Linked DNA regions of Homo sapiens: region 2 is linked to region 1. Evidence: read pairs that join two places in POLR2A ChIA-PET (ENCODE). Cell type or tissue: K562. All regions are shown on one strand.

Region 1 (4,000 bases):
TGACTCATGCTACTGGCCCTGTTTCCTAGCACAGATGTGTCAAGGAAGCATCCACCCCCACTGCAAAGACCTGCCTCAGTGTGAAATGCAGAGATTACCGGCTGGCTGGGATGCAGGAGTTATTGAAAGTTAGGAAGTCAGCTGTGGAGGGCATCCATTAGCCACAGGAGAAGCCTCTCCCTACTGCCTCCCTGGCTCTTAAACCCCTTTGCCCAGCAGCTCAGACATCCCAGGTGTGCAATTCAGATGCGAGGCAGAGTGCTGACTGTGGGCGGGGCGGGGGGGTTCAGGCAGTAACAGAGTCCTTGACTTTAGACTACATTGGCCTTGCCTGTTGCCAAGGTTAGCAAACCACACATCCTTTGATTAAACCATTGCATTTGTCAGGCTGACATCTGTGTATTTCTGTTCCTCCACTGGCACTGGCAAACCAGGACAAGGGAAAAGCTCATTGGGGGATCAGGTTGTAACCATCTCAAGCTGCTCCCTACCCCTCAGCGGGGTGGATGACACATTCCATGGGCTGGTGGGGCTTTTGCCATGCAGACACCAACTCTGTGTGCCTCCAGGGAAGGAAGGGGTGACCCTGGTGGTGATGAAGAGCTATAAAGGATATGGAAAAGCAGTTGGACACCTTGCCCAGAGGTCCAGGAAAGAGTCAGGTGAACAGTTGCTGTTGGTCTTAGTGCTTTTCCCTCACAATACTGCCTCCTTATCCAGGACACCAACTATATAGAGCCCTGCAGAGAAACAGGATGGGGCCCCTCAGCAAGAAGCTTGAGGTGCCTGGGCAAACAAAGGCATCCCAGCCCCATCCAGGAGAATTCATAGGATGGGCATGGCTTATGTAGCCTAGGGTTCTCCATCAGAGAACAGTGGTGCCTCCTACCATATTTTAGCACTCAGGTGTAAGATCCTTGTTCACGGAGCACTTTCCATGGAATGGGTCCTGTGCCAGGGGCTGGAGGATGAATCAGACCCCACCTGGCCCTCAAGGAGCTTAATGTCTACAGAGGGAGAGAGACCAGTAATGAATCACGTAAGAGGGAGGCAAATGATGGCCAGAGTTAGTACCAGGTGCTGTAGGAGCAAAGTGGACTGGCACCTAACATAGCCTGGGGCTCAGGGAAGACTGCAGAGAGGAGCTAACCTTTGAGTGGAGGCCTTAGGATGAAACGGGAGAGTGGGAAGCTGAGAAAACAGCACAAAGGAAACAAATGGCAAGGACCTGGGAAATGGCGTGGCATGCCAAAGGGGAGTACGATCCCGCTGGAGTGAAGTGTTTCTCTGCATGCTTCTTTTGGGAGTGTGGGGTGGAGGAGATGTAGTTGAAGATGCTTACAAAGCCCAGGGCTTGTATGCTACATGAAAGAGCCTGGGCTTTATATTCTAGAGCCAGTGGCCCAGGGAAGTGATGCAGATCTGCACTGGAAAAGACTGTTGCCTGCAGGAGGGAATACAGACTAGGGTGGGGATGGACATGGTGGTAGGGGCAGATGCACTGCCCAGGGTAGGGATGGCAATGGCCTATGTCATCGTCTTTCTTAGCTCTCTTCCTAAAAAGGAACCCATGGGGAAAGGACACAAACCAACTCTCCTCACCTCCTCTCCGCAGCCTCTTTCCATCCTTCCCCTTCACCTGGCCCCCTTTCTTCCTGTGCCTTTCAGGTCTGCTTTGAGGCTGCTGCTGACAGGCCTTGATTCCTCTGCTTTCTACACTCGTGGGCCTCCCCTTTCTCTCTCATCTTCCACACCACTGCCCGGCTCTCTTTCCACTTCTATAAGGACCAGGGGTCCCTGGGCAAGGGTCTACCCAGCAGTGCCAGCACACTGGAAAGGCAGTGGAAGCTGGTGGAGAGTGGAGAGCATGTGAGCTTTGGGGTCTAACAAAACTAGTTTCCAATTCCAGCTCCTCCATTTATGACTAAACCTCCATGTTCTCACTTTCTCCCTACCGTACAAGGACAGCATTGCCAGTCAGCTAATTGTACTTTGATGGGGATTCTAAGAGGTAATGGGAGGGATTTGGCTCCATGCCTGGTGTGCAGTTGGAGCTACTACTTTGCTGATTAAGAACCTGAGGCAGCAAGATAAGTGACTTTTCTAGGCTGCTAATCTTCTAGTCCACAATTGCAAGACCCTGCCTCATTCATAGCCTGGGTGCCCAAACACTGGCAAATGAGGAGATCCACCTGCACTGGCTGCCAGGTCTGGCTAGCTGTACAAAGACTGCCCAGGGTAGGGATGGCAATGGCCTAGGTCATTGTCTTTTTCAGCTCTCTTCCTGAAAAAGAACACATGGGGGAAGGACACGAACCAACTCTCCTCACCTCCTCCCCACCAGCCTCTTTCCGTCCTTCCCCTTCGCCATATCTGGCCCCCTTTCTTCCTGTGCCTTTCAGTTCTGCTACCCCTCCCTATCTGGCTACCTCTCCTCTCCAGAAACAGCAGCCCAGGTGAAAGCCTGAACAGGGCCTCTGTCCTGTGTAAAAAGGGCCAATCACAGTCATCATGGGCTGCTCAGCAGGTAGCCTTGGAAAAGCAGGTCTGCTTCCAAAGGGTAAGGCTATCTTGTTCATGGTCCGACCCATGCTGGGTGCAGGCCTGTGCTGAGAAGTGCTGGTGCAGAGCTGGCCCTCAGGAAATCTAGGTTGAGTGGGCCTGAATGTGTTTGCCTTCTCCAGCTCAGTCCTCCAGCCTAGCCCAATGCACTTTGGGTACCAGAGAGCCCAGCAAACGTGCCCGGCAGACAAGCCCTCTGCTAAGAGCAAATGGCCTGCTGGGTCCCTGGCAGAAGTAGGCAATGTGTGGGAATTCAAGGGCAACCAGCCACGCAGCTCCCAGGACAAAAGTGTGCTGAGAAAGCCCAGCTGTCCTTTGAGGGTCTTCCACAGTACGGAGGGCCAGAGGCCCCTTTTGTCTATTTTTCAAAGCAGAGGGCCTTCTGAGAGGGTTCTGGGAAGCAAGGCCAGGACTCCTGGGTTCTCATAAATCTTTTAATAACAGTAAATGAAGAAACATTATAACAGTAAGCCCCATGGTGAGGGTTCCTTTTCATTCAAGGATCTTCAACAACAGAAACACCTGAGACTAAAATTCAGAATGCTAAGTACACAAATTAATGACCATTTATTTCCAAAGGCGACTGCAGATACCATTTCGGTACAATCAAAAGGTTTTACAAGACAGAGAAAACACATTACAAAATGCCCCAAGAGGTGAGCAAACTGGTGGGGGCACAGAGCACGCAAGAACCAGCCTGACAAAAATCCTAAGCCTGCTGCTGTTTAGGGAGAGTACAAAGACTGGTTCTAAGGGAAGCCACTGTGTGGGGGTTCAGGGGAGACAGTGACGGGTCTGCCCAGTGCATAGCAATCCCAGCTGGGAACTGAGGAAGGACAGGGGTAGGGGAAGAGGGGCAGAGGCATTTGCTAAGCTCCTGACAGAAACCATTACAGATCAGCCTATCACATTCTCTTCACTACAATAACACCAATATAAATGAAAGATTCTTTAAAATAGAACACAAAATGGACACCAAAAGAAAGCAAGAGTTTTCAAAACAACAGCTTTGTTTGAAATGACTTTTGTTTTGTTTTATTTTTCATGGGGCTTTGTCTGTTTCTTGCCATGAGTAGCAAACCAGTGTACAAAAATGTCACAGACGAGAGCAACAAGCGACTAGGTTTTCCTGAGCCCAAATCAGCTCACTCTATATACACAAAAGGAGGGCTGCCTCCCTGTCACTGACTCTACCCGCCACAAAGCGGGCAGGATGGGCAGTGGGGGGAGCTCCTTCCCAGCCTGGGGCCTTGCCAAGGAGCCCACAAGGGCCTGCAGGAGACCCTCCATAATCAGCGTCAGTGTCTTGTCTAACAGCATCACACATGGTCCTTTTTTCCTCCTCCCCTACCTCCCCTTCAGTAGAAACCAGTAAGAAAATCCTCTTCAGGAGGGGACAGAGGACTCTGGGTCAACATCTACAAATCCAAGGAAGTCT
Region 2 (4,000 bases), 130 kb after region 1:
GCCCAATCAACTCTTAATTATTCAGGCATTAATTCAACAAATGTTTGAGTGTTAAGTGTCATCTAATTTAGCATGCTGGCATCTCTATTTTTCTTCACTTTCCTTTCAGTAGACAGCCTTTAACTATCTGCACTTTGAAAAATACCTTCTGACACCTGGAATGCCCCACTTTCCTCTCCCCACCCACTCACTTGCTCTACAAATAGTGAGTGAAAGAGAAGGGTTGATAATTTCCCAGAGCTACCCTCCAAATCCCCTCAGGCCATTTTACAGAGTAGCCTTTCTCAAAGTTGAGAGCACATAAATATCACCTGGAGGTGGGTGAGTTAAAATTCATATTTCCAAGCCAAGCCATTTCTGTCCCCCACTCCAATATCCGGACTCAATAGTTCTGGGATAGGGCCCAGGAATTAGCATTTTTCCTTCAATGGATTCAAGGTGGAAGGAATCAGCATTTTTAAAAAGCACACATGGTGACTCTGATGCAAGTGGGTCAAGAACCATACTTTGAGAAATGCTATTGTGGATATTTTGGCTAGCTGAGTCCCAAATCCTGAACAAAGAATGGTTGCTAGTGGCCCAACATTAAACTCAGCCAACAAGAAAGCTGGGTGGCACTGACAAAAGGGGGTACAATAGATGGGAGAGGAAACTAACAGCCTAGTCAATTGCCCCCAACTCTATTTTAGTTTTTTAAAAGATCCCATATTTTGACTTAAATCAAGCAAATGGCATTGCTGTTCCAGCAATCTCCTAGTGACACCAGAAGAGAAACTCAAACAGGCAGCATTTATTAACAGAAAGAAGGTATAAAAGTAGAAGAAACAATGTTAATTTGCTTGGCCCCATCCCACCTTTTTTCAGCCTCCTTACCTCTCCTGCTAGTTGTTTCCATTTCTGTGACTGGATGCTGCTGTGGCAGAGAAGAGAGGCCAAGGTGGGGCAGTCTTCTATCATTCACATTAATGCTTTCCTCTATTACATGAATAATCAAGAGTTGACTGGAAAGAGGAATAAGCAAAAGGCAAATACTCTACTGAGAGGTTAAATAGGATAAAGAAGGCCCCCTGTTGGTTGAGAGCTGTGAAGTGATAAATGAACAGTCAGGATCCCTGCCTCTTTTCATTCTCACTGTTTGCCAGGAACACGGATTCAAAGCCCATAACGTCAGCACTGAGCTTGACAGAAATAATCAGGTATCTGTGTTTTTCCACTGTTCCCCGTAATACCTAGAATAGTCTTCAGCACTTCATGTCAGCCTTAAATGTAAACCAACTGTTGTTGACTCAACCCAGAAGTCGATTGTAAAGGTAGGAGCCTAGATCTGGTCTGATAATTTCCATTGTGGGAAAACAGAGTCTCATTCAAGCTGGCTCAAGAAAAGGGAGGTTTGTGGAAAGAATACAGGTATCCCATTTGAATCCTAGGGTAGGATAAAGCTGGGCCTCAGGAGAACTGGAAAGTGGTTCTGGGTTCATGGTGTCTGTAGGAAACAGCTCTTCTGTCTCTCAAGGCATCTCTGTTCCTCCCTTGCAAGGTCCCTCTGTTTGCTCATGGTTTCTGTCCCTTCAAAAAACTAGCTAGGACATGAACTGTCATGACTGCTCCACTCCCCATCATCTTTTGGCTCTTTTCCGTTACAAACTGCCTTAGGCTCTCAGCTTCCCAATTCTAATTTCCTAAGAGAGGAATACAAAAGGCCCAGCTCTCAGCTCGTCAAGCCCATGTTACCTGCTAGGTGACAGATGGGCTGTCTTGGTGACAGGTGGCCACTCAGTCCAATCAACCTAAGCCAGGGAGGCAGGGTCTCTGGCACAGTTCATGGCTGCTGGCACCTAGCACAGCTGGCACAGAGTGGTTTGTCTGAGATATGGACCAGAAGGCATAGTAAAATACATACGATACAAACCTGATCCTTAGCATGTAATTTGAAAGATAATGACATGTCCATTCATGAGCTTCAAACACCCATAATCTTTCTTATAAAGGATAGTACCTGACCCCAACCCTAAAAACTTAGCCCCCTTTACCCCCATTAAATTAACTTCTTTAAACTGGTAAAAGAATCTAAATATGTCATATTACAGAGGAAACACCATTCTGCCAGCTCCCTGGGGTAAAGAGGGAAGGATAAGAGAGTGTAAGGCAGACAAATCCTGATAAACTGATACCACTGGCCTTTAGCCCATCTCTCTGCAAGCGTTCAGTCAGTTTGCTTTACACCCTATGATCATCTTATCCTCCTCTAAGTTTCTCCAAGTGCCATGTGAGGTCAGTGTTCAATGTTAACTAGAACAAGGCAAGCAGCATCACAAACCAACAGATGGCAATTGAGAGCTTATCATTCTTGGATTATTTCATTCCCTGGAGTGATACATGCCAGAGAGTAAAGCAAGCTATTTTGACAGCAACCTAATAACAGCTGTCTTCTTCCACTTCTTGGCTAACTCATCCCCCAGATAGCCTTCTTTTCTCTTATCAATTCCCTGTTGCAACAATAATAAATGCCACACCTGATGGAGTCATTAGGCACTTTCCTAGTGACAAGTGCCTAGGACAGAGGAGAAAACAAAGAAACACTGACAACCACTGAAAACTGACATATCAGGCCAGGCATGTCAGCTCATGCCTGTAAGTCCAGCACTTTGGGAGGCCAAGGCAGGACGATCATGTGAGCCCAGGAGTTCCAAAATAGCCTGGGCAATATAGTGAGACCCCATCTGTAGAAAAAAAGTAAAAAAAAAAAAAAAAAAAAAAAAAAAAAGCAAGGAATGGTGGCAGTCCCCGCTACTCAGGAGGCTGTGGTGGGAGGATTGCTTCAGCCTAGGAGTTCATGGTTGCAGTGAGCTATGATCACGCCACTGCACTCCAGCCTGGGTGACAGAACAAGACCTTGTCTCAAAAACAAACAACAACAACAACAAAAAAAAAACCTGACAGATTATCACAGCAAGAAAACATGATGGTGGCCATCTCTCAAGATGAGGAACAGATGAGGGGAAATTAAAAGGTTGTATTTCCTGGAAAACAATGTTTCCCAAACTCAAAGCAGGGCCTACTGGAGATTAAGAAAGATTCCAAATAGAGTTTCAAAGACCAGGGCTGTAAAGCCCTAAAGACATGTGAAGGAATTTGATATGTAGTCTTATCTCTCAATTATCCCTGACTAGCTTAGTTTGAGTTTTCCTGTAACTCTTCCCAGTGCTCATGGATTTTCGTCTTATGGTTTCAGGTAAGTTATAGTAGCCTCTGGGGGGAGAAATGGAAAGTATAGTGCCTCTATTGTTGGTACCCAACAGTAGTTTTCAACCTTTTTGTCCCATGTGCCACCTATCATCACTTCTTCAAAATAGCCCTTCAAAATCCCTTACATTTCCTTCACACAAGGGATATTATGTAGCTGTTAAAATGAATGAAGCAAAGCTGTTAAAATGAATAAAGTAGAGCTATACACACTGGCATGGAAAATAGCCTAACTATATTATCAAGTGAAAAGAGACTCAGATTATAAGGAATCATCCCATTGTTATTTTAAAAAAAATGTGTAAAGAAAAAGCTCTGAAAGAATAAATGCTAGTTGTTAATAATGATTATCTCTGGCAGATGGGTTTATGGGGGACTTTCACTTTCTATTTTTGCCATTTCTCGCTTGCTTAAATTTTTCTTACAACACATGCTTTTTTTGCAACGAGGAAAAGGATATTTTTAACCCCTTACAGTTCTTTGATATGTGGTACCACCACAGCTTTAGTTTTCAATTCCAATTTGAACAGGATTTAGAGAGGCTGGAGGGTACAAAGTAACACAGAAGCATCCCTGGGGTTAGAAGAAAGTAGTCTACTCTGTTTATAGTAGTCAACATTCAGTAAGTAAATTCCACTAATGGGATAGAAGACAGTGCAGTAAAGAGATCAAACACATGGGCTTTGGAGTCTGACTTCAAGTCCCAGCCTACTACTAACTTATTCTACATTTCCTCCTCTATTTACTAATAATATCT

The links. Peaks named below come from ENCODE experiments on the same cell type or tissue, not always from the same donor. Only the 100,000 strongest peaks of a DNase experiment are listed, where the experiment ranks them.
Region 2: POLR2A ChIA-PET joins it to region 1 with 8 read pairs; 3 of 35 experiments call an interaction of 5 or more read pairs at or near these places.

The regions. Positions count from the first base shown.
Region 1 is chrX:110,176,771-110,180,770 of GRCh38, reverse strand. It overlaps TMEM164 (transmembrane protein 164), which reads right to left. Exons shown (of 7, transcript NM_032227.4): 7 at 2,983-4,000. It overlaps LOC124905230, which reads right to left. Exons shown (of 2, transcript XM_047442708.1): 2 at 2,983-4,000. Among named protein-coding and RNA genes, the nearest start is that of SNORD96B, 46 kb to the left of the region's middle. In K562, no CTCF peak of the experiment used is centred here; DNase peaks (open chromatin) are centred at 2,040 and 2,360.
Region 2 is chrX:110,043,358-110,047,357 of GRCh38, reverse strand. All of the region lies in intron 2 of TMEM164 (transmembrane protein 164), which reads right to left. Among named protein-coding and RNA genes, the nearest start is that of MIR652, 10 kb to the left of the region's middle. In K562, no CTCF peak of the experiment used is centred here; no DNase peak of the experiment used is centred here.